Linked DNA regions of Mus musculus: all the other regions are linked to region 3. A link is a loop called in an ENCODE intact Hi-C map of the cell type or tissue named here. Cell type or tissue: heart. All regions are shown on one strand. Region 1 overlaps Gramd4 (GRAM domain containing 4). Region 2 overlaps Gramd4 (GRAM domain containing 4). Region 3 overlaps Gm41375 (a long non-coding RNA gene).

Region 1 (8,000 bases), 71 kb after region 3:
GCCGTGTAGGCACACTTCAAACATACATAGTGCACACTTCCATATACTGCACAACACATACTTGTGTCTTAGTTAGGGTTTCTAGTGCTGGTACAAAACACCATGACTAAAAAGCAAGTTGGGGAGGAAAGAGTTTATTCAGCTTACACTTCCACATAGCTGCTCATCACCAAAGGAAGTCAGGACAGGAACTCAAACAGGGCAGGAAACTTGAGGCAGGAGCTGATGCACAGGCCATGGAGGGATGTTTCTTACTGGCTTGCTTCCATGGCTTGCTCAGCTTGCTTTCTTATACAACCCAGGACCACCAGCCCAGGGATGGCCCCACCCACAATGGGCTGGGCCCTACCCAACTGATCACTAACTGAGAAAATGCCTTTCGGCTGGATCTCATGGATCCATTTCCTCAACTGAGGCTTTTTCCTCTCTGATGACTCTAGCTTGTGTCAAGTTAGCACACAAAACCTACAATGTTTGTAGCCCACATACCCCACAGATACTCATACGCATGTTCACACTGCACCCTGAAGCTGCAGGGACAGCTACTGTGTGCCCGTGGCCCAAGCCAGTGCAGGCTGGGATGGCTGGTATTCCAACACTCCAGAGGAGGGCATACATACATACATGGCTGGCCAGAGAAACAGGATGGAGTCGCCACCCAAGGGATGTGATCCAGGCTGCTGCTGGGGTGTATAGCTCCCTCAGGGTGTGACAGGCAAAGAGACAAGACTCCAACTGAAGGCAGAGTCTGTTAGGCCAGGTAAAGACTTGTGATGACCATGAGCTGAGCTGGAGGCAGGGAGCCAGGGAGGTGACTGGTGTGAACCCAGCCTAACCATATTGGAGTATCACCCAGCTTTGGCCTAGTGTGGATAGAGAGGTGTGTGATATTCTCATTAGTAAGCTATTTTTTTCCCTGGGCTTAAGGATGAAACCAACAATTCTATTAAAATTAATAGGAATGGCGAGAGCCTCTTGCTTATGTGACTTCACTTGCCTGTTGAAAAATAGACCATACACCCATGGGGAAAGCACCTTGGTGCTTGCTGGGCTCTGTCCTCAACAGCCCTCCGGCCTTCAGGGCTTCGGGAGCCGACAGATCCCACCTGTCCCCCGAAGTGCACTTCCACGAGGGCTGCAGGCGTTTGCTTCATGAACTTTGCCTTTGTCCCCTTTAAGGTCCGAGGAGCAGCCAGCACAGCCTCAGCAGCCACCAAAGGGACAGAGCCAGGCCAGCAATGGCACAGGCACAGGTAGGCCCCCCTGGGAAGGGGTGGTTCTCTCCCTAGCCAGGGCTCTCCCATATGGGACTCTCCTGCCACCAAAACTGGGTCAGTGCCCTCACTGTGGCTTAAGTCACCCCGAAGGTGATCTCATTTCCGTGCACAGACATGACGTGTTGTCTAGTTTGGCCAGGCCTCCTGAGAGGCACCAAAAGGCACACACTGGCTTTGCTACGTTCACTCACTGACCTGTTCCCCATGACTAGTCATCCCATGTGGGCACGTCCCCTTGCTCCCTGCCTTAGCGCTCACATCCATCTTGTGACATACTTCAGCTTCTAGAGTTGCCCTTTAGAGGAGAAGGGAGCTCTGTCCTCTGTGTACTTCTTGCAGGTCCTGGCTGCACCCTGACAGACAGTGTCCGTCCAGCATACTGACCATTCACAAGACTCTCCCTCCCTATGCCAGGAAGCTTGGCATAAGCTATGGCTTAGGTCATTGGCTCTGGGCTGCCAGCATCAGGAAGAGGCCCAGAAGAGGAGGCCATTCCTAAGGTTCTCCCAGGTCCAGCCTCACTCCACCCACTGGCAGCCAGCCCCAGTGCAGGTCTGGCAGCTGCATCCCCTGGGAGGTGGCCTCCTCGGGCCATCCGGAGGATCCCTGGCCAGTTCCCAGGCTTAGATGGAGAGCCCTTAGCTTGTGAATCTTGATTACCAGGCCAGGAGCAGCACAGAAGACCCCAAGACCCTTAGTGCTTGGTGGCAGTGAGGCTTGAGAACTCGGGTCACCCAGCTCCTTGCTCCTTCACAGGGGCTGGGGACCCTTTGTCTTCTCATTAAGGTCAGGCCTTTTTAAAAAATTTTATTTATTTATTTATTTTTGATTTCTCGAGACAGGGTTTCTCTGTGTAGTCCTGGCTGTCCTGAAACTCACTTTGTAGACCAGGCTGGCCTTGAACTCAGAAATGTGCCTGCCCCTGCCTCCCAAGTGCTGGGATTAAAGGCGTGCACTACCACTGCCCGGCCTATTTTTTTCTCTTTTAAAAAAAGATCTATTTTTATTTTATACGTACGAGTGTTTTGCCGTCATGTGTGTCTGTACCATATAAGTATCTGGTGCCCATGGAGGCTGGAAGAAGGGGCATAGAATCTCTCGGAACTGGAGTTACAGATGTTTGTAAGCTACCATGTGGGTGCTGGGAATCGAACAAGTGTCCTCTGAAAGATTAGCTGGCACTTCTAGCCACTGAGCCATCTCTCCACCCACAAACCTTACTTTGATTGCGTGGTCTCCAGGTGTGGTGGGCTGTGTGGGACTGTGTGCCTTCTCCACACTGTGGCCCTCGATCACCCTCCAAGACAGGAAGGATGTGGTAGAGGAGAGGGACCACACCCTGGCTCTGCCACATCCTAGATAAATGAAGGAATCTGGTTATCAGGCAGACACCTGCCTCAGTCTATCCCTGGACCTCAGCTGTACCCCTTGGAGCATGAAGCACTGCTTTAGGCCTTTTCCTTCCTAAGAAGCTAGCTCTACGTGTGGCAGAAAACATCCCCCACCCTGGAAGTCAAGCAGGGGCCTTAGGACTTCAGGACCGACTGAAGACCTGCTTCCTACAGGCAGATGGCCATGTTCCCTGGATCCGGCTGGGGTCCACAACCCATAGATAGACCCTGTCAGGTTTTCTTTTTTACATTTTGATTTCATGAGGCAAGGTCTCTCTGTGTAGCCCAGGCTGATCCTCCTGCATCAGGCTCCCTGACCAGTGTTGGGACTTCTGATGTCCCGCATCATGCCCAGCCTGGACTTACACTTTTAAATAGCGTTTTATATATTTAAATGCTTGGGGAAAAAAACACAAGGAAGGTGATTTTCCAGTAACTGAACCGTGTGTCCAGTGTCCATAAATAATCCAATGGAGACACAGGCTGGCCAGTCTTTTGCCTGGCCTTTAGACGGCCTTTGGCTCCCATACAAGCTTCTGTGCCTACCTGGATCCACCTGCAAACCTTGGTGATGGTAATAAAGCCAGATAGGCCTGCAGGCTGTCTGGGTAGCCCCAGAAGACACATATCTCAGCCCACCTACCTTCTCCCCCTACCCCGTAGCCTCCACTCTAGTGACCCATGTCCCTCAACTTTGTTTACATTGACTATTGTCCACTCTCTCTGACTCCACAGCACACCTGGTGTGTTTTCTTTAAGTTTTAATTAATACATGATATCTGTGTTTATGGCACCCCAGGTGTCTGGTGGTGTTTGAGTGCTGCCTGCCAGTCCCAGGCTTTTAAATTATGGTGGAGCAGTGCCCCCTGCAGGCAACTCCACATCTTGTTTTCTTTAGGGTGCAGTCTGGGGGCACTGCCAGGCAGCCTCAGCCCTGGCCTTCTCTTGGGTTGTGAGACACAGCCGATCTCTGTGAGCTCACCTTGGCCAGCAGCTTGGTCTCTGGGCCTTGTAGCCCACTGTGCCCTACACACACTGGCTGGACCCCAGGACCTGGCATGGTGAACTCCCTCAGCCTCTTCCCATGGTCAGACACGGCCTGGACATAAGCCCAAGGTTGCTGGGAATTTGAGGTCTGGAGATTGCTGCGGTCAAGTGTGAGGCTGGAGACATCATGCTTTGGAGGGTCTCTGTGGCTGGGTGGCTATGGCCTGCATCTTTTGGTTTGAACCTAGTGTCTTCAGGGAGCTAAGGCCTTCCTTCACAGGCTCCTCTGGCTGGGCCCTTCACACCTCGCTCCGGAGTGTAGCCTTCACTCCTATAAACCTTTCCCTTATCCCCACCCAGACTGACATTTTCTGTGAGGCCCCATGCCTGCCCTACCTCTCCATCCCACCTCAGGAGGGGCTGTGTAGACCCTGCAGCACCCCTCTCTGATGTCTGCTCCTCCCCACAGAGCGCCGCAGCCAGGGCTTGGCCTCCCGTGTACAGAAGTGGTTCTATGAGAGGTTTGGGGAATACATCGAGGACTTCCGCTTCCAACCAGAGGAGAACACAGTAGAGACGGAGGAGCCCCTCAGCGCCCGCAGGTAGGGGCGCCTCACCGAGACCAAGGGTCTTCATGCTAGGACCAGGGCCCCGCACTAAGCATCAGTGGGCCAGTCAGTCTTGATATCCTGTGGAAGGGGCTGCCACAAGCTCCTAAAGACCCCCTGTGCCTATGTTTCTGGGCCACCTCCTCGGAGGGGCTCGTGGGAAAGTAGAATCATGTCCCATCCATGTTGACTGACTTGTGCTTTGTGACAAAAGTCACGTGAGGGTTGTGTGTGCCCGGTGTCCATCGTGGGGGTTGGATCACTTGACGGTTCATGGACCGGGTCCGTAGACAGAGGCTCCCCATAAGCAGACGTTCTCATGGGCCCCAGGGGTTCTAGAGAGCCAGACCATCAAGGTGCCTCCTGAGCTGCAAGGGTACCCAAGGGCACTCAGTACTGTGCTCTGGTCACTGTGCATTGTCTCCAGGCTCCTGAGGGTCCCAGGCACTTGGATGTCCTCCTTGCTGCCCTCATACTAGTTAGTAGTGGTGTTTTCTCAGAGTGGCATGCTGAGCTGTTGGTGACTTCACACTAAGACTGACTCTCTCTTTCTCTCTCTCTCTCTCTCTCTCTCTCTCTCTTTCTCTCTCTCAGGTTAACTGAAAACATGAGAAGACTGAGTAAGTACTGTGGGTCTTGGCATGAGGGAGGAGGAGGGGGGAGAAGGAGGAGAGGGGGAGGGGAGAGAGGAAGGAGGAGATGGGGAGGACAGAAGGAAGGAGGAGAGGGAGGGGTAGAAGGAGAGGAAGGGAGGGGGAAGAGGAGAGGGAGGAGGAGGGGAAGGAAGAGAAGAGAGGGGAGGAAGAGAGGGAAAGGGCGAGAAGAGAAGGGAAGAGGGGAGGGGAGGGGGAAGAGGAGGGGGAGGAGAAGGAGACAGAGAAAGGGAAAGAAGAGAGGGGGAGGGGTAGAAGGAGAGAGGGAGGGGAGGGGGGAGAAGAGAGGGAAGGAGGAGTAGGCAGGGGGAAAGGGGAGGGGGGAGAGGGGAGAGGAGAGGGGAGAGGGTAGCCTCTATGATTGTGAGCTGAATAGAACTCTCTAGAAAAGCATTTAAGGGCAACTCCTCCCCCATCCTCCCTGAGACAAAAACTTGTGGTGTTGTGTGCCTGGGACACACCACCTTCAGGCCCAACCGAGCGTTGAACCTGCTCTGATCAACTTAGAATTTACAGCAATGGTTCTCAGTGGTTCTCCTGCTGCTGCAGCCCTTTAATACAATTCCTCATGTTGTGGCGACCCCCAACCATAAGATTATTTTGGTTGCTACTTCATAACTGTAACTTTTACTACTGTTATGGATCATAAGTATCTGTGCTTTCGGATGGTCTTAGGTGACCCCTATGAAAGGGTCATTCTTCGACCCCACCCCCAAAGTGGCTCCCACCACAGTTCGAGAACCACTGATGCAGGATGAAATACGGCTCTGTCCTCTGATATTCCTTCAGCCCCTCAGAGTGCAGACAGCAGCTGTCCTCACTGTTTCTTCCCTTCCCCATCTCCTGCTACTTGTGGGCTGCACTGGGGGCAGGTGGCATCTCCCTATGGGGACCGCAGTCAGTAGTCAGGAGGGACACTGGCAGCAGGGGCCTCAGGGGGTTGGGTCTCGCACCCAATGCGACCCGTGAGCTGACTTTGCTTCTGCCTTGGGGGCCCGCCTGACCCTGCTTGCTTGTGTGCTACAAGGCAGGCCAGCACTGTGCTGACTGTGCGCTGTCTGCTCTGTCCCCAGAGCGCGGTGCCAAGCCTGTCACTAACTTCGTGAAGAACCTGTCTGCCTTATCTGACTGGTACTCCATCTACACCTCCGCCATCGCCTTCACGGTGAGTGAGTGTTCTCCCAGGCTGAGTCAGGCCAGCGGGACGCCTGGACCAGTCTTCTCCGTGAGACCCCTAGAGGGCAGCCCCTCCTTTGGACTCTAGGCGTGATCCACTTCAGTCCCTCTGTCAGCTATATGGGTGTGTGCAATGGCGAGCCTCCTCATCAGCTAGCAGAACCCAGGCATGGGAGTGACGCTGGGGACGAGCAAGACCTCTTCCTGGGGCCCCACCTCACACAGAGCAGCATCCCTGTCTGTTGCCTGCCTGAGTGGAGCTCTCTCTTAAACTGGAAGCAGCCTTCCCAACCGCCCCATCCCACATGTCCTGGCTCCCTGGACATTAGTTGAGCAGGGCCTCGTCTCCCTTATTGCTGGGAGGAAGCAGGCATGACACAGCGTGTACCAGAGCTCTGTTTGCACGTCCCTCACCTTCCAACACATCCCTAACCACGCTCCTCACATCTCACCCTCAGGTATACATGAATGCTGTGTGGCACGGCTGGGCCATCCCCATGTTCCTGTTCCTAGCAATTCTGAGGTTGTCCCTCAATTACCTCATCGCCAGGTAGGTGACCTGGGCTCTTGCATGGGTGCATTACACACATGGCCTTGCTGGGTGGCCTGCTTCTCCATACTGTTGCGACACAAGCTATGCCATGCAGTCATTTTTGTGGGTGGTCCCCTGAGAGGCTCTGGAGACCTTAGGGGACAGGCAGTGGGTGGCTTAGCTTCGGTACAACCCCAACCGCCTCCCTGGGGTGTTGCATGTTTGGCAGGAAGTTCTCCCCAACCCTGGGGTGGGTGGGCAAAACTACAGGGTGCTGCACCCCCACGAATGCCCAATGGTTGTTGGTTATAAGAAGGAAGCGTTGAGCAGGCAAGGTTAGAATGCAGTGTTAGCTGCACGCACACGCACACCTCCATGGAGGCACTTCATTCCAAGGCTGAGGCCGCTCCCACTGTCACTCTGTGTCCCCACTGAACATCCCTATCTGGAGAAGCTGCGTCTCCTGGGTTGGGCTTTCCCTGTGGTTGCTCCTAGCAGTGAACATTAACCTTTTGCCTTGGCTTGAGGTAGAGTCCTTGACTCCAGATTTCCTCTCAGCCCCTGAGAAGACGACAAGTCCACATACCAGTCAGTCTTTGCCATCCACTTCTGTGCCTGTCTCGGGAATTGACTTGAAAATGATTTTTGTAGGAAACGCTGAAATGCCTCTGAAGGGGTCTTAAGTCCCCATTAGTCCACAGCCCCTAATCAGCATCAATCTGCTAAGAGGCATTCATTGCTGATGTCAATAAAACTTTATTAACAGACCAGTCAGTAGGCATGGTAAGATCAAACAGGCATTGTTGGGCTTCTCCGTACCCACAAAGGCTGCCACTGCACAGGCACCAGCAGAGGAGAAACCAGCATGGGGTGGCCAGTGAGATCTCAGAGCCAAGCAGCCCAGCCTCTGGGGTCTCTCCTATGTGTACATCCCTGAAGGAGCAGATGGCCCCTACTCTAGCTGGCAACTCACTGGTAGCTCAGTGTCGTTCCCCCAAAGGTGACGTTGTTCTCATGGTTGTGGTGGCTCCTGCTTTTCAGGGGCTGGCGGATACAATGGAGCATTGTGCCGGAAGTGTCTGAAGCTGTGGTGAGTCCTGGGGGTGGGGGGGCAGTCTGTCCCTCTGTCTTAACCAGTCAGAACTTATAACCTGGGGCTACATCATGGGGAATCCACGTAAGCATCCTGCCTTGCCAGGTGCCAGGCATGCCAGCCCTGAGCTCCAGGAGGCTACCCACTCAGACACTCAGCTGGATCAATCTTCGACATCTAGAAGCAGATTGCCCCCGCCCATCTGTCCTGGCTGACCTTTTCTACCTGGGATTGATGTAGGGGCAAGAAGGGAATTATTATAGCCCCCATATAGCTAGTAGAT
Region 2 (8,000 bases), 81 kb after region 3:
GCAAGCAGAATCTATCCAATGCAGCACTGCACTGAAAGGGGCCTGTGGGAGCTACACCCTACTTTTTTCAGAGTGGGTAGAGCCTATCTGTCAGTTTGCAGCTGGTATAGGCAGGCAGGCAGGCCAGTGTGTCCCATACCAGCAGCGGGTCCAGCTGCCTCTTGCTAGAGCCTGACCAGGACTGTGTGCTGTTGGCAGCTGCAGACAGCCTCATCACGGAGCTACGTCTCCAGTGCTCCAGCTGGTCTGAGTAAGGACGAAGATGCTGGACGCTTTCACAGCACCAAGAAGGGGAACTTCCACGAAATCTTCAACTTGACTGAAAACGAGCGCCCGCTAGCAGGTAAGCACGCGATGAGCCCTTGACCCAGCCCGTCATGGAGTAGAGGGAAGACTAGGGCAGGGGGTCTCAGCCCACACAGGAGACCCCGCCTCCAGGACAGACTGAAGAAAAGGCCCAAACTTACTTCACAGGAGAGGTGACATAAGAGTGTGGGGTCGTGGATTGTTCCAGGGATCAGGAGGAGGCGTGACATCATAGTCCCTGAACTGTGTTTTCAGTGTAGATTCAGGCGAGCCTCCTCGAAGCAAGAATCCCCAAAGAGTGGGGCTCAGCCCTGCCTGCCCACTTGCTGGGAATTCTCATATCATTAGCATCAAGGTACCAACCTGATGCCAGCCCAAGCGTGCCCTGACACTTTGGCTTGAGGGTACAACCTGTCACAGATACCTCAAGACTGGGTTGTCCAGTCAGCCTTCTGGAAAGGTGTCCAGTAAATGCCTGAGATGCGGAGTCTCCTCCTCTGCTGCAGGCTTGGTGTAGGGAAAGCTGCCATAAGTCAGTAAGGACTGCAGTTTGGTTTGGTTACCGTCAGAGGAAAGCCCCCGTCGCCCTGACACTAGGCGACCTCACTCCTAACAGGCCTCCTTCCCCACCCCTTCCGTGGACTCTGTGTGTATTCCCGGTGCTGGGATGGAACCAGGGCTGGCCTGTGCCGGGTGAACACTATGTCACCATCAGCCCACACTTGGACCTGCTCTGCTGGTCCCTCGTGGATGTGGTTACATCTTTAACAAGTTGGTGCTGCCAGGCACCAGCCTAGGTCAAGGCCCAGGTATTCCCAGAGGAAGGAAATCCCAGGTCTGTTTCCTCTATCAGTGTGCGAGAATGGCTGGCGCTGCTGCCTCATTAACCGAGACCGGAAGATGCCCACGGACTACATCAGGAACGGGGTTCTGTATGTGACAGAGAAGTGAGTGATGCCACAGGCCCAAGCACGACTGTCGGGGAGGAAGTGGGAGAGGGTCTTCCCCGGGTCCCAGACACACGCCCAGGTCCAGCAAGCAGGTTCCGCAGTGCTCTGGCCCAACCTCTGTTCCACACTCTGCCTAGCTCTCTGGACTTCCTAACTCCATTCCCTGGCCAGCCCTGCCCTCCCTTGGGCTCATGAATTCTCTCATTTGGGATGCTCGTGTGGGGTTCGTGGCTATTCAGATGGACAAGGGGTAGAATCTCTCAGAAAGTGGGCTTTATAGTGACCTTTGAGGGTCCAGTCCATGTGGCTTGCTGTCTGAGGCTAGGCTAACGGTAGCTTTGGCCTTTCTCCACTCCATGGGACTATAAAGCACTTTGTCCATGCTATGCCTCAGCACCTTGTGAGATCTGAGGGAGGGCTACAACAGGGGTAGGGTACATAAATGGCCATCCTCATGGGACCCTTTACCATCCTGTCCCCCACACCTGCAGCAATAGTCATAGCCCCAGGTCCCTACCTGTTCACCCTGTCAAAGGAGTCTGCCCAGGAAAGCCTGGTGGGGCCTCAGGACACCTCCCTGCCACTCCTGTTAGCAGAAAGGCCTAGCTGTAGCACAGAGAAGTTCAGTTTCTTCCAGATGCTGAGTGTGGTGGGTCACCGACCATCCACGGGGGCTGTGGAGGCTGTCGGGGAGGACCCTACTTAGCAGGAGCCCCTCTGGCCCAGCGGCCACCCCACACCTCTGCATTTCCTCCCCCTCTAGTTACCTGTGCTTCGAGAGCTCCAAGTCTGGGTCATCAAAGAGGAACAAGGTGATCAAACTGATGGACATCACAGACATCCAGAAGGTGTGTGCCTGCCCGACCCGCCTCGCTCACAGCCTGGGGAGTCAGTAGATCACAGAGATGGGGAGGTTTGCGGGGATGAGCCCAGGGCTGGGGGAGGTGTGATCTTCTGAGATAGTTAAGTACCTTGGGCCACAGTGCAGTCTCCCTTCTCCCATGTCCCTGGGAGTCACCATCTGGCCCAGTCAGTATGATACATGCAGAAAGGAGCAAGAGCGACGTCTGCCTGACATGTTGGACTCACACCCCCACCACCCCCACCCTGCTTCTCGGATCTCATGTAGTCCAGGCTAACCCTGAAGTCAGTTTTTTGTTTGTTTGCTTGTCTTGGATTTTTTGTTGCTGTTGTTGTTATTGTTGTTGTTCGTTTGTTTTTGTGTACACTGCCGGGAATCAAACCCAGGGCTTCGTACGTGTTAATCAAGCAAGCTATCAGCTGAGCTACATCCCAGCCCTTGCTGTGAAAAGAGACTCAGACCTTCCACCTGGGTCCGAGACGATCTCCCCCTCCTCCCCCGCCCCCGCCCCAAGAAACGTTAGGGTTCTGCCACAGGCACTTGTACACGTGGAGTGAGGCTTAGCGGTTTCCCCACGGGTTGGTTTGTAGAGTACACAATGTCTGGAGGGGTTGGGGAGTGGAGCAGAGGAAAACTGAAGGTTCAGAGGAATGCTTCCCCAACGAAGTAGCCTGGGTCCAAGCTGGCAGTAGTCAAGAATGGTCCTAGTACAAGACAGGGTCCCTCTCTTGCCTTGGCTCAGGCCATGGCTATCTACTTACTCCCCGAGGTAACAGTCAGGTAACCAGAAAGCACACAGTCAGGCCAGGGCCAAGATCGTCCTAGCCTATCCTTAGGGACCAGCCATGCTGACACATGCCTTACACAGACTATCAGTCACACCGGGAATTGCGGGGAGGGCACCACAAAAATCAAAAGACACAGCCTTTTACCTCCTGTTGCTAGGATGTCCTAGGCCTGCCTCTGCAGGTTTGGTGTCCTTGTACCTGACCTGTAGGAGTGTATCCTGTAGGAGGAGAGCGTCCTGGACGAGTGGGGACTAGCATCACCCCTGTCCTTAGGAGAAGCTGGTGGCCCGGTGGCAATGGTTGTACTCTTTCATTTCAGTATAAAGTCTTGTCTGTCCTCCCTGGCTCAGGCATGGGAATTGCTGTTTCTACACCATCAACCCAGAAAGTAAGTACCCAGCAGGTGACAGCCCCCACCCCCACCCCTATCCCTGCCCCTGGCCAGGGGACCGGAGTGAGCCTCCCTGGGATGTGGTTTCAGCTTGAGGGGAAGCTCTCTTCCCCCTCAACACAGGACCCTACTCCATGGACACAAGGTCCAGAAAGCTTAGCTTGGGTGGGCGCCATACAGTTACAGGAGGCCCAGAGGGAACGGATCCTGCAGCCATTCAAGAAGAAAAGGCTGGGTCCTCGGGCTAGAGTCCTCTGGGTGAAAAGAGTATCTGGCCATCTGCCAGGCTGTCTACACCCTGCCAAGCTGCTGCCCTTGTCTGATAGGGGCCATAGTAGCCCCCCCAGCCTGGCTATGAAGCGCACATCCCCCCCACAATCCATTTCTTCTCCACCAGCCCCTGGTGTTCGGTGCCATGGTGCACAGAGATGAAGCCTTTGAGACCATTTTCAGCCAGTATGTGAAAATCACGTCTGCAGCGGCCTCTGGCGGTGACAGCTAGTATTGACTCTGGGGTGTTGCTGGAATCCTTTCCAACCGCTGGCTGGAGGAGCGGACATCCTCGCAGTCTTCGGCAATAATTCTCCTGGACTGTGGCTGGTTATATTGGCCTAGGCTCTGCAGACCAGAAGGGCTGGAACTCACATGGAACGGTGCCGGGCTGGCCCGTGCCAAGCGCATGAAGCACCTTCATGACCACCTGTGGACACAGGTGGGCAGAGGATCCTCTTAACCAGTCTGAAGGATGGCACACAAGACACTGGTCCTCAGGCCCTGCTAAGCACAGCCCCTCACTCTCCTTCCCGGCCTGGGTGCAGACCCAGCCCCTGCCATCCTGAGAGGCTCCTTGGTCTTATGACCCCTGTTCTTCAGAGGCTTTTTCCACCAAAGCCATAGCTGGGAATGGTTGTGGCCCCTTCCTGCAGGGGTGGTAAGATGGAGAGAATGGTGGGGAGGCCCCTCTCCAGTGAAGAAATGGCCAGTCATCTCACCCAGCCCTCAGACCCTCCTTCCACGTTGGACCTGCTGTGGGCACTCCGAGGCTGTGGGTAGGGCCTCTTAGGGCTTGGTGTTTTGGGGGTACCTGCCCCTCCATCAGTGTCTGGGCATGAGTTATCACTCATCTGGCTCGTCTTGGCCTGACACTCCAGCTAAGAGGTCAGGCCAGTGGTTGGTGTCCTGTGAGGGCCCAGACTGGCGTAGTGTCGGCAAAAGCACACCTTTTTAACACTTGGCTCTTTGGAAGGTTTCGGGGCGAGCATTCTCCACCCTGCTGTTAAGTGAGAGACTCCATGGTCATCTGGCTGGCGTTTGGCCTCCAGGCTGCAGTCACTCTGGAGTTATGGGAGGACCCTGTGCCACAGCAGACAGCTGTGGGCAGAGCCTAGAGGTTAGGGGCCAGAGTTGCCTTGTCCTCTAACATCTAACAGTATTTATTGTCTCTTACTGCACGCTCTGCAGGGGTAAGGCACATCCCATCCCACCCATGCTCCCTGCCCCGACAAAGGTGGAGACTTCACAGGTGGGCGATCTTGCAGGCCTGGGCCTCTGGGGGGGGCAACCACGACGCCACCTGTGAATCTCCCAGGTGGACCACTCTTGTCTCCTTCAGCTTGTCCCGAGTCCTTCAGATGTCACTGAGATTGCTTTTTTGAAGAAACAGAAGATTATATTTTTTACAGAGAGCAAGCTGTCTTTCTTATTTTTGTACCATTTTTCAAATGTAATTTTTACCTTTGCTCCAACGCTCGTTTGCCGGCGTAGGTGTGAGGCCCGGTGGCTTGGGCTCATGACACCTCATTCCCAGGGGACTTCAGGCCACACACTGGGGGTGGGAAGGGCTTGCCAGGCAACCAGATCAAGCACACATACCACTCCAGATGCGTAGCAGAGGCCACACAGCTCCAGGTACATAGACGGAGGAGTCTGGATGGGGAGGCGGGACCCTCGACCCAGGGCCGTGGCTTGGGCCCCTGGAATATGCTTGTGCTATGAAGAGCACGGAATCAGAGAAGGAGCACCCCAACGTGCCAGAGGGAAGGCAACATGGCCTCTGACCTGTCCGTGAGGATGGCTTCATGGGTGATAGCCACACATGGTGGCTAACACTTCATGGACCCTGGCGGTGCCTGGGTTGTGAGTGTTGCCACCCCGGTGTGCTACAGAGAGGCCTTAAGCAGGGAAGGCTTTCAGGGTGGAATACGTGGTTTAGTTTGAGTCTCTTTCTTTGGGAAAGAGAGATGAAGACTGACCATGGGTCAGGGCAGTAGGTCAGGGAGGTGGCCCCAAGTTCTACCATTAGCCACCGGCAGATCTTTGAGTAGAGCTTAGGGGGTCAGGGCTGGGCCAGGGGCCTATGTAGCTTCTAGGCATCCTTACAGAGACACTGGGGTTTGTACTGGATTGTGTGATCTGGGCAGGTGTTTAATTGCTCACTAATCACTGACCTAGAATGTTCAATTTTGTATGTGTGAAGCTTGAGTCTGTTTTGGATCTGTACATAATTGTTGCTGGTGTAACTTTTGTTCTACAAAAGGATCATATTCTATAAAGAACTGATAGGAAAAAAAATCCTCTGTCACTTTTTTTTTTAAAAAAAGAAAACCTTGTTTAGATACAAAGTCTTGTATAAATTATAATTTTTATTTAATAAACCTAAAATGCTCTGTGCTGAGTCTGAGGAATCCTTTGTTCTTAGCTGAGTGTGTAGATGTTGGTTGGTAGATCAGCTGGGTAACTCTCAGGTCTATACCATACCAGAGTCTTCGTGGCCACTAGTGCCATTTGGGTCGAGCACAAAACTGTCTATGAGACTGAAGGCTTGGGTATGAAATGGGATGGGGAGTGGGTGCTGATTGCTCTACTGCGCCCCCTGGTGTGAGGGAAGCTAGGAGCAGGAGGTAGTCCTGGGGATCCCAGAAGACAGACCGGAAAAGTAGCTGGCCCTGGGTGTGTGAGGGGGAGTCTGGACCAGGCAGTGCCTTGGGGTTGCAGTGTTGGCCTTGGCTCCATTGAGCTGTGGTCTCTGCCACCCTGGGATTCTGAACAGAAGGGTCTCTGGCAAAGCTGTGACTTTATTGATTCAGATACTGACATTGGGCACAGGGGAGATACGAGAAAACCTGGGAGTCAAAACCCAGATGGGCACACGGTTGGTGCCTGGCCCCACCTCTGCCCCAAATGAGCGGCCAGTAAGCTGCCCAAACATCTTTGGAAAGGGGCTACAGGGCCATAGGACGGGCACTGCACGTTCTGTGCATTCACCCACACATCATCCCGCTACTGGCCCATCCTGACATCTATCCACACTTCATACACATGTACTTCATCCATCCATCTTCTCTCTATCCATAACATATACCATCCACCCATCCACCCATCCATCCATCCATCCATCCACCCACCCACCCACCCATCCACCCATCCATCCATCCACCCACCCATCCATCCATCCATCCATCCATCCATCCATCCATCCATCCATCCATCCACCTACCGTCCTATCCATCCAACCATCCATTCATAGCACACACTGGCTTTGGTGCTGTGCCATAGCATAGTCAGAGTTCCCTTGGAACTTGGCAAATAGAATACTCTCAGCTCTCCCGAGAGCTCATCCCACCATTTGATCCTAATCACTCCTCTTTCACCCTCTCTGTGCCTCTGCAGTTGTCCTTCCTGAGCCTGTGGCACGACCTCTCAGCTGTATAACGCCACCATGCCTAGTCCTGTTTGAGGTGCTCATCTGGTTCCCTTAGGCCAGGCAGAGTGTCTGAAGGCGCAGTGCATGCAGACCCCAATACATGCTGCTGTGGCTGGCTCTACAGAGACAGCATTCATGCTCTACTCAGCATAGCTGTACCATATGAGCACAGCTGTATCCGTGCGGTTCCTTCAGGCTAATGGCAGAGCCTACTAGCTAAATAACAATGCAATGGGAGACACACACCAGGTGACACAAGGAGGGTCTGCTCAAATGTTAAAATGTCAGCAGAGTGACCCAGGAGGGTGGGGGTGGGGTGGGGGGAGCAGATAAGTCAGGAAGAACACCATGAGTATTTAGGGTGGCATTCAGTTTCTTAGCAAAAATTCATTAAACTGTGTTTTCATTTCTCTTTTTTTAAAAAAAAATCTGCATTGAAAAGAACTTGTAAATGAGGATGAGGGGAGGCCATAGTCTGCCCAAAGTAACTTTATTATTATTTTTTTTGTCTTCTCAAATATACCAGATCAAATATGCCACTTTCTAATCTTGAAGCCAGCAAGACCAGGAGGCATAATTGGGCCATTCTTGTGTCAGTGCTCCCAGTCAGTGCTCCCAGCTCCAGGAGATTGCATTGGCTGAAGCATCCTCTGGGAAACCAGCCGCTCCCCGGTCCCCGTTCCCACTACTTAGTTTCCATAAACAAAAATAAGTTACAGCTTATGACTGTTGCCTAATTGGTATGCACCAGTGGGAGTTAAAACATGGGCCAGACCCTAACAGGATCCTAAGTTGCCACTGTCTAACCTTTACCCCTGTTTTTTCCTCCTAAAATACCTAAGACCCGGGAAGTTTGGGGTATTGCATCTAAAAAGCATCATGAAGACTGTCTACTGCTTGTGAATGTCAGCACGCCCCCCCCCCCAATCCTGCGCAGCCGTGTCAAGGGCCCTAAGTGTCTGACACTCATGATGCTCCATGACTGCGCCGGGGTTGGAGA
Region 3 (8,000 bases):
AGATTTTGGGGTGGGCCAACTAGATGCCCTGGATCTGGGCCTGGATGGCAGCTGAGCTGACCAGTATGCTGGCACTTCCTTATCTACCCCACCATGTTGAGTTCTTCAGCACTATGCCAGCTAGGCCAGCCAATGCTGCCATCAGGAGGAGGCAGGGTCAGCTCTCCTGCCCGTGCACCCCCCCCCCCCACTCACACCCACACCTCCAGAGCCAACTCCACTGTGCTATCCAATCAGGACACGGGGCCCAGTCTCCCAAGTGCTATAGCCAGTAGAAGGCAGGCTAGCACTCTCACTAAGAGCACTCGTTGCTCTTGCAGAGGACCTGGGTTCAGTTCCCAATGCCCACATGGTGGCTCACAGCCATGCATATCTCCAGTTTCAAGAGGTCAGATGCCCTCTTCTGACCTGTGTGTGCAATGCACACCCATGGTGCACATACATGCAAGCAAGCAAAACACTCATACACATAAGATAAAAATAAATACATCAACACACACACACACACTTACAAAAGCCTACGCACCCTGGGCCTGGAAAAATAGCACAGCGGTTAAGAGTGTTTGCTGCTCTTGCAGAGGACTCAAGCCCAGCTCCTAGCACCTAAATCACAGTTACTTGGGGCTCTAGCTGCGGGGAATCTGGTGTCTTCTAGCTTTCTCAGGTTCTGCACTTATGTTATGTGCTCATACCCCCACACAGACATACACATAATTTAAAAAATAAAATAAATCTCTGTTTTACTAAACGTTCCCCCCTTTGGTTCTGTCCATCTCAAAACGTGATGCAATGTGTTTATTCATTAGGACTGTTTTAATTTCATTCACTCTAAAATTACTTCCCTTTTTTCTCTCCAATTACCTCCCTGCTCTTCCGATGTACGGTCTTTGTCTAATCGGTCCGTCTGTGTTCTCGCACTGGTGAATCATGCTATCCTCTCATAGTCCCGTCATTTTCGGGCTTCCCCTGGCTCCAGTTCCCACTGCGGGATGGCCTACGTTTTCCGTGCTAGACTTCAGTCAGCCTGCTGCCTCACTATCCACACAGGCTGTTTGCATGGCAATCTGTTATCTCCCAAGATGCAACTGTAACTTCCCTTTCCTGGAACTAGCTACATTTCAGTTCTCAGTAGCCACCTGTGGTTAATGGGCACACCCTTATAGAACAGACTAGCTGTAGAACATGTCTGTAATTCTAGAAAGCTCTGTAGTGTATAGCGTTGGTCTATAGAGTCCTAAAGGTTGCCTTACGAGGACTTTAGATGGGGCCTGGCTATCACATTCTGTCTACAGTTCCTTTTTACATGGGAAGTTTCCTCTGCTCTCAAGGATCACAGGGACCATGAAGGCTGTGCTGGCCATGGCTACCTGTCATGGATATTGTCGTCTTGTGCCGCCCCCACCCCCACCCCGCCCTGTCCCCTCCCCCGAAGCTGTTCTTCATCCTTTCCTTTATAGTTCTTCCACAGATCCTGGAGATTTGTCCTGTCTGCCGACCTCCACCTCCTGCTTCTGGAGACTCCATTCCTTTGCTTCTGTGGTCCCTGTCCTTCTTCAAGTAGACTGTCCTAGAGGACTGGGAAAGGACGGATCCTCAGGAAAGACGCCATGTCTGGGCTCCTCCGTGCCTTGACTGTCCACATGGTCGGATCTTCTTGCACCCTGCTCCCCAAACCACCAAGAACCACAGGCCAAGAAGGCCCCTCCTCATCCGTGTCCAGCCCCGTGAAAGCTGCTCCTAACAGCTGGCTTTCCAGAGGTCCCTGCTGTCCACTGTCCCATCCTCTCCCTGCACACATTCTCTAACAGCCTCTGTGCAAGCTCTCCCTTCGCCCACAGTTCACTGCCCCAGCCACCCTAGTCCCTGTTCTGGTTCACTGCCCATGACCCTTCATTTCCTCTGCCAGCTCACCACCCCCACTATCTCACTGATCCCAGCCCCTCACCCCCCTGCACTAACTAGCTCACTAACCCAGCCCCCCAGTTCCCTGCACTGGCTCACTGCCCACGACCCTTCATTTCCTCCACCAGCTCCTCACTACCCTGTTGGCATATTTTTGAGCTACTTTATTGAGTTCTTATGTCTACCACCCTTCCAGCCCTCATTTCACCCTAACACTAGGTAAGAGAGAAAGAAGGTTAGAGGAGAAAGGGGGTATAGACCACTTTAGACTACTGCTTGCTGACTAGGGGTATTGAGTTTCATGGGGCAAGTCCAACCTGCACTGTCAGAATATCTCCAATCAGCACACCAGCAGAACAATCCAGCAATCCAGCACAGCAAATGCAGCAGCAGGAACCAACAGCAGCCACCGGCTTTCTCAAGAGTCCCCAGAATTCCAAACATAGGCTATCTGCATGTGCCAAAAATCACACCCCTCGATAGAGCATGAGAGAATCATTAGCGGCTGTGGACAATCTGAAGCAGCCACATCCCAACACCTGGGATTAAAACAAAAACATATTCACATAACATAACTGGGTTTTTTAAGAAACCAAAATTCTCACTCTACCACCTCACGGGCTCACTGTCTTCAGCCCCTCACCCCTGCACTTACCCATTGCCCCATCCCCTCACCCCTGCATTTACTCATTGCCCCCTAGCCCCTCACCCCTGCATTTACTCATTGCCCCATCCCCTCACCCCTGAACTTAATCATTGCCCCATCCTCTCACCCCTGCATTTACTCATTGCCCCCAGCCCCACACCCCTGCATTTACTTATTGCCCCATCCCCTCACCCCTGAATTTACTCATTGCCCCATCCCCTCACCCCTGAATTTAATCATTGCCCCATCCTCTCACCCCTGCATTTACTCATTGCCCCATTCCCTCACCCCTGAATTTACTCATTGCCCCATCCCCTCACCCCTGAATTTACTCATTGCCCCATCCCCTCACCCCTGAATTTAATCATTGCCCCATCCTCTCACCCCTGCATTTACTCATTGCCCCATTCCCTCACCTCTGCATTTACTCATTGCCCCAGCCCCTCACCCCTGCATTTACTCATTGCTCTATCCCCTCACCCCTGCATTTACTCATTGCCCCATTCCCTCACCCCTGCATTTACTCATTGCCCCATTCCCTCACGCCTGCATTTACTCATTGCCCCAGCCCCTCACCCCCTGCATTTACTCATTGCTCCAGCCCCTCACCTCCCCTGTACTGTCCTGGTGTCCTCATCTCCCCACCTGCTCATACACTGGCCTACATATGCCCTCAGCTTTCTAAGTCCAGTGTTGACTTGCACCTGTCCCAGAACCTAAAGATCCTGAAGATTGTCACCCCCTCCATGGTCTAACCTCCTCAGATGCCTTCTTAGGTTTTAAAATCAAAGGCTCACACCAGGACAGGCCTCCCCTCCAGTCCTCTGGCCCTAGTGAGCATGTCATAAATGGTTCACATGTGGGTCTTTCATCCCCAGAAGGTCTTCATGGGTCAGATCTGCTGGCCATGGACCTCTGTGAACAGCTGTAGAGGGAGCAAGGGGTAGGGAAAAAGTAAGGAGGCAGCCATCATCCTTCAAAGTAAAGAAACAAAGGCTTTGAGACCTTTCAGGGACTGGCCAAGGTCACCAAGCAGGTGAAACTCAGAGCCCAAACTAGATCAGGGCCAGCAATCTGTCCCAAAGTGGACACAGTCAGAGGTACAAAAAAGAAAGACTCTGCTATGTGGTCCCAAGTTGTGCCTGTGTTTGGCAGGCTGCTGGGTAGGGAGAGGGGTAAGGGGTGGACCCCAATAGGCCATCCATCCATGAGTGCGACTTCTGTCTTCTGTGATGTGATACCACCTGCAGCCACAAGGTGGAGCACCTGCCAGCTCTAAAGCCCTAACTTGTTAAGAGGGATTTGCAGTTTACCATCCCTAGCTCCCTCATCTCCCTCCTGAGCACTGGCTCACTACCCACAGCTCCCATGCCAGGCAGGCAGCTCAGAGCCTGCTTTCTGCCACCCCACAAGACCTGACAAAGCTGTACAGAAGACCCTCTATTGCAGGAGTAGACCCTCCAAGGGTCACAGCCAGAGTTGGAGATGCTGGAGTAGAGCCTTCCACGTGTCAGGTCCTATCACACCCATGTTCCTTCCAAGATGCCTTGTGATGCTGTCATGGGAACAACCTAGAACAGAGTGTACCTAACACATCAGGGTTGGGGTTTCCCCTGAAAAACAGCTGTTACACTGGTGGGGCCTCTGACTTCAGAGTACATTACTTCAGGGCAAGAAAATATGTGAATTGGGTTTCTAGATGACATCTGACCATTTACTGGGCCCCCACTCAGGGAGTGCCTAGAATGGGGAGAGGAACAGGCATTGTGCGCAGACACACATTTATCTGCCTGCCGCCATCAGACTATACAGCCCTCGCTGCTCAGCCTTCTCAACTCCACCTTGCAGACTCTGAGTCCTGATCTCCCACAGGCCGCTGCTGCTGCTTGCCTCTTCAGTGGGAAGAGACTAGGGGCTGAGACCCAGTCCCAGCTGCTGTCTGGTTACAGAGAGCAGCTCGTTCCTGCACCTTACAGTCATGGAAATTAAGGCTCCAGGACAAGATTTCTCAACCTGTGGGTCACAACCCCTTTGGGGAGGGGGTGTCACATATCAGATATCCTGCCTATCAGATATTTGCATTATGATTCATAACACTAGCAAAATTATAGTTATGACATAGCAACAGAATAAGCTTATGGTTTGGGGAGGGGAGGTCACCACAACATGAGGGTTGCAGCATTAGGAAGGTTGAGAACCACTGTTCTCGGGCGTCCAAAGTTTGTGTGAGCCATGTCACATCAAGATCAGTGGAATAAGCCAGGCTTGTCTGATTAACTTCCTGTCCCAGGGAGGTCCTGCCTGTCCCAGGGGAGTCCCGTAATAGTGAGTCCCTCTCCTCTCCTCTCCTCTCCTCTCCTCTCCTCTCCTCTCCTCTCCTCTCCTCTCCTCTCCTCTCCTCTCCTCTCCTCTCCTTTCCCCTCCCCTCCCCTCCCCTCCCCTCCCCTCTCCTCTGACACTCTTCTCTTCTGCTGTGGAAATCAGAAGACAGTGGACACCCAATGTTCCTCAGGTCTCTGACATGAGGCTTTGGGGACCAAGAGGGTCCAGCTGGCCTCAGAGTGTTAACAGGTTCTAGCTACCTTCCTATAGATTCCAGTGAGGCCCAGGGGCTCAGAAGCACCTACTGGTCTGGCTCTGGCCTTTGATAGATATCCCTCTGTATCTAGCTCACTTTGAGCAGAGAAGGTGGGGTCAGTGGATCGCAGTGTGTGCGTGGCCTTTCATATCAGGTGGCTTTTAGGACAGCGGGTGGAAGAGAGATTTCCTTACTGTACAAGGTCAGTTCCTTTTCACCAGGGTGTGGAGTGAGTCTCTGCCTTCTCTGTCTCCACATGGTCATCCCTTTCAGTCTGTGTCCTGATTGTCTTTTGGTAAGAACCAGCCAGATAGCTGGGCAACGGTGACTGACACACGCCTTTGATCCCAACACTTGGGAGGCAGAGGCAGGTGGATCTCCTAGTTCGAGGTCAGTCTGGTCTACAGATTGAGTTCCAGGACAGACAGGGCTACACAGAGGAACCCTGTCTCAAATACTTCCTCCCCACGCAAGAACCACACAAACTAGACTGGAGGTAGCTCATGTGGCCCCATTGGCTTTTCTGGCCTCTGTAAAGACCCTGTCTTCAAATGCAGTCCTGTTCCGAGGTCTGGTATATTAGGACTTCAAATATTCAGATTTGTGAGACACAGTCGGGACCACAATAGCCTTTATCAGTTAATGAGGGGCCATGGTTGTGAGGAGCCTCTGAGTAGGTGGTGGTCATGGTAACCCCAAGTTCTCCTAGGGGTAGTGTCTGTCCAAGTCTGTCTTCTAGAATGTACTTATTGACCAGTTTCATTCTCCACCAGGCAGTGCCTGGGAATGGGTACCCAGTGAATGCTTGTGAGCAGGAGGGGAGGGATTAGAGAAGTCTGGCTCCATTGTGGGGCTCATCCTGGATACTCATGCAAAGAACATTCCTGGGCACCCTCTGGGTTATGCCAGGCTCTGGCTGTTGCGTGTATCTGCTGGTTGTCTTCCTGATGCGGTGATGCTATGGCCTCTGGTGGCTCAGCTTGACCAGAAGCCCCAGCATCTCCCAGGCTCCCTTCCCATCACCATTAACACATGCAGGCTGAACCGGAAACAGCAGAGATGGAGATATGCTACAGGAATAAGGCCAGAGAGGATTCTCCCCTGGGGTCAGGAGCTGAGGGCAGGGCCTGTCTACAGAGGAACAGGAAGCCAGAGAGAGTGACTGGACGTGAGGGGCAGGGCTTCCTGTAACACCTCGCATAGAGCCCTTCTGCAGCTGTGCTGGCTGGCTTCAGGATGTCCTGTGTGATAGTGAGGACCTGCCTGTCATGCCATCCTCATGAGTGCATGTCAGGGACTTACTTTTCTATTGCTTTGATGAGACATTATGACCAAGGTGACTTACAGACAAGTGTCTAATCTGGGACTCCCATGGGTTAGTCCGTTAACTATCACGGCAGGCAACATGGTAGCAGACAGGCAGGCATGGTGCTGGAGCGGTCGCTGGGAGCTTATACCTTGAGACACAGACATGAGGCAGGGAGAAAGTTAACCAGGAATATGGGTTTGTGGAACCTCAAGCACACCAGAAACACACCTCCTCTAGCAAGGCCACACCTTCTAATCCTTCCCAAACAATGTCACCATCTGGGGAACCAAGCATTCAAAATATGAGCCTATGGGGGCCATTTCTCATTCAAACCAACCCACCTTCCATCGAGAGCCTACTCTATAAAGCCAGCTCAGATCATAAAGCCTTTCTGAGGGCAGAGCCCTTCAAAGTAATCACGTGCCACATGGGTGTACTGGGGATTAAGCTTGCAATGCAGGGACTCTGGAGACACACTTTAACTTCAGCAGGGAGGGATCCCTACATGAATGCATCGAACCTCTCCTGGTAGAAGCTGCCCAGCTGAGTTCACAGGAGAAGGGTGGGGAATGACTCCCGAGAACTCTGGCTTCCTGGGAAGCTAGAAACATTTTCTAACTGGGCGACTGGTCAAGGGAGGCTTTGTGGAGCTGAAACTTTGGAGTTAGCTTGGAAGGTTGGGTAGGGCCAGAGTGGAGAGGCTCCCCCCTCCTCCGCGCCCCAGGGAGGATATGGTCTAGGCAATCCTGGAGGCAGGAAAGTAGCACTTGTGCTTGCAGGGGGCGGTGGGGGTGGGGCGACGACCAGAGTCCGGTTTTGCTGTAGGACAGAGAGGAAGCAGGGAAAGCCAGGGGTAGGAGGAACCAGCGAGATTGGTGTGGCATTGGGCTGGGATGCCGCACAAAGGTGACTCAGAGGAGGTTCCTGCCCAAAGTAGCTCTCATCTTGCCAAGACCAAGCCCTGCAGGCAGCTTAGCCTGGCATCTCACACTGCCAGCCAAGAGCCATTGGACAGACCTCATGTTGTGCTACACATGGGCATTGCTTCTCACTCTGCATTCAGAGAGAGAGAGAGCTCACCTACAGGAGCCTCTCTGGATGCCAGCCCCAGACCCTGGGACAAAGGCCTGTCTGGAAGGTAGGCAATGCTGGAGGACAAAAGGGGGCCTGAATCCTGCCCCCACCCACCCCACCCCCCAGAAAGCTTCAGAGTCCTTCAGCATTCCTCAAATCTCCTGGGGTGCTTGAGACATAATAAGGTGGGGGACAGTTCTGGATTGAGAGGGTTGGAGGTGAGGTCGTCAAAGCCCCGCAGTGCAAGCGGGTCATGTGGTCACAGGTCTAATGTGCTGTCTCCACTTGCTGATGCTGAGTTTGCTACAGTCACCCTCGTACCCTACAGTGGACCTCCTAGGTCAGACCCCATACGGTGCTGCAGGTCAGTCCTCCAACCAGGCTAGGGCCTGGGGTTCTGGAGGGTGTGGTCTTTTACCAGGTTCATTAGTTATCTTTCTGGGTCCTTGTCAACCCTGGTTTTTGAAAGGCGAGTCAAAACGGGGGAAGTG

Evidence for each region. A loop is a pair of places that touch in the nucleus more often than their neighbours do. Peaks named below come from ENCODE experiments on the same cell type or tissue, not always from the same donor. Only the 100,000 strongest peaks of a DNase experiment are listed, where the experiment ranks them.
Region 1: a loop joins it to region 3, with 4 times the contacts of the local background. A loop is called at or near these places in 38 of 42 quality-filtered maps.
Region 2: a loop joins it to region 3, with 4 times the contacts of the local background. A loop is called at or near these places in 38 of 42 quality-filtered maps.

What each region holds. Positions count from the first base shown.
Region 1 is chr15:86,121,000-86,128,999 of GRCm38, forward strand. Gramd4 (GRAM domain containing 4) reads left to right here. Exons shown (of 19, transcript NM_001379572.1): 5 at 1,180-1,253; 6 at 4,125-4,257; 7 at 4,858-4,883; 8 at 5,990-6,081; 9 at 6,551-6,642; 10 at 7,666-7,714. Among named protein-coding and RNA genes, the nearest start is that of Gm15722, 34 kb to the left of the region's middle. In heart, CTCF peaks have their summits at 1,806 and 3,548 (motif pointing left); DNase peaks (open chromatin) are centred at 1,762, 3,598 and 6,767; H3K27ac peaks cover 349 bases.
Region 2 is chr15:86,131,656-86,139,655 of GRCm38, forward strand. It overlaps Gramd4 (GRAM domain containing 4), which reads left to right. Exons shown (of 19, transcript NM_001379572.1): 15 at 199-343; 16 at 1,160-1,253; 17 at 2,020-2,104; 18 at 3,226-3,294; 19 at 3,695-5,971. The coding sequence ends at 3,799. It overlaps Cerk (ceramide kinase), which reads right to left. Exons shown (of 13, transcript NM_145475.4): 13 at 7,446-8,000. Among named protein-coding and RNA genes, the nearest start is that of Gm15722, 44 kb to the left of the region's middle. In heart, CTCF peaks have their summits at 3,791 and 6,170 (motif pointing left); DNase peaks (open chromatin) are centred at 2,930, 3,786, 5,161, 6,183 and 2 weaker places.
Region 3 is chr15:86,050,259-86,058,258 of GRCm38, forward strand. Gm41375 (a long non-coding RNA gene) reads right to left here. Exons shown (of 3, transcript XR_875536.2): 2 at 6,472-6,583; 3 at 3,309-3,473. It also overlaps a transcript of Gramd4 not described here. Among named protein-coding and RNA genes, the nearest start is that of Gm41375, 4.4 kb to the right of the region's middle. In heart, a CTCF peak has its summit at 289 (motif pointing right); DNase peaks (open chromatin) are centred at 123, 3,993, 6,163, 7,383 and 1 weaker place; H3K4me3 peaks cover 373 bases; H3K27ac peaks cover 1,172 bases; H3K27me3 peaks cover 595 bases.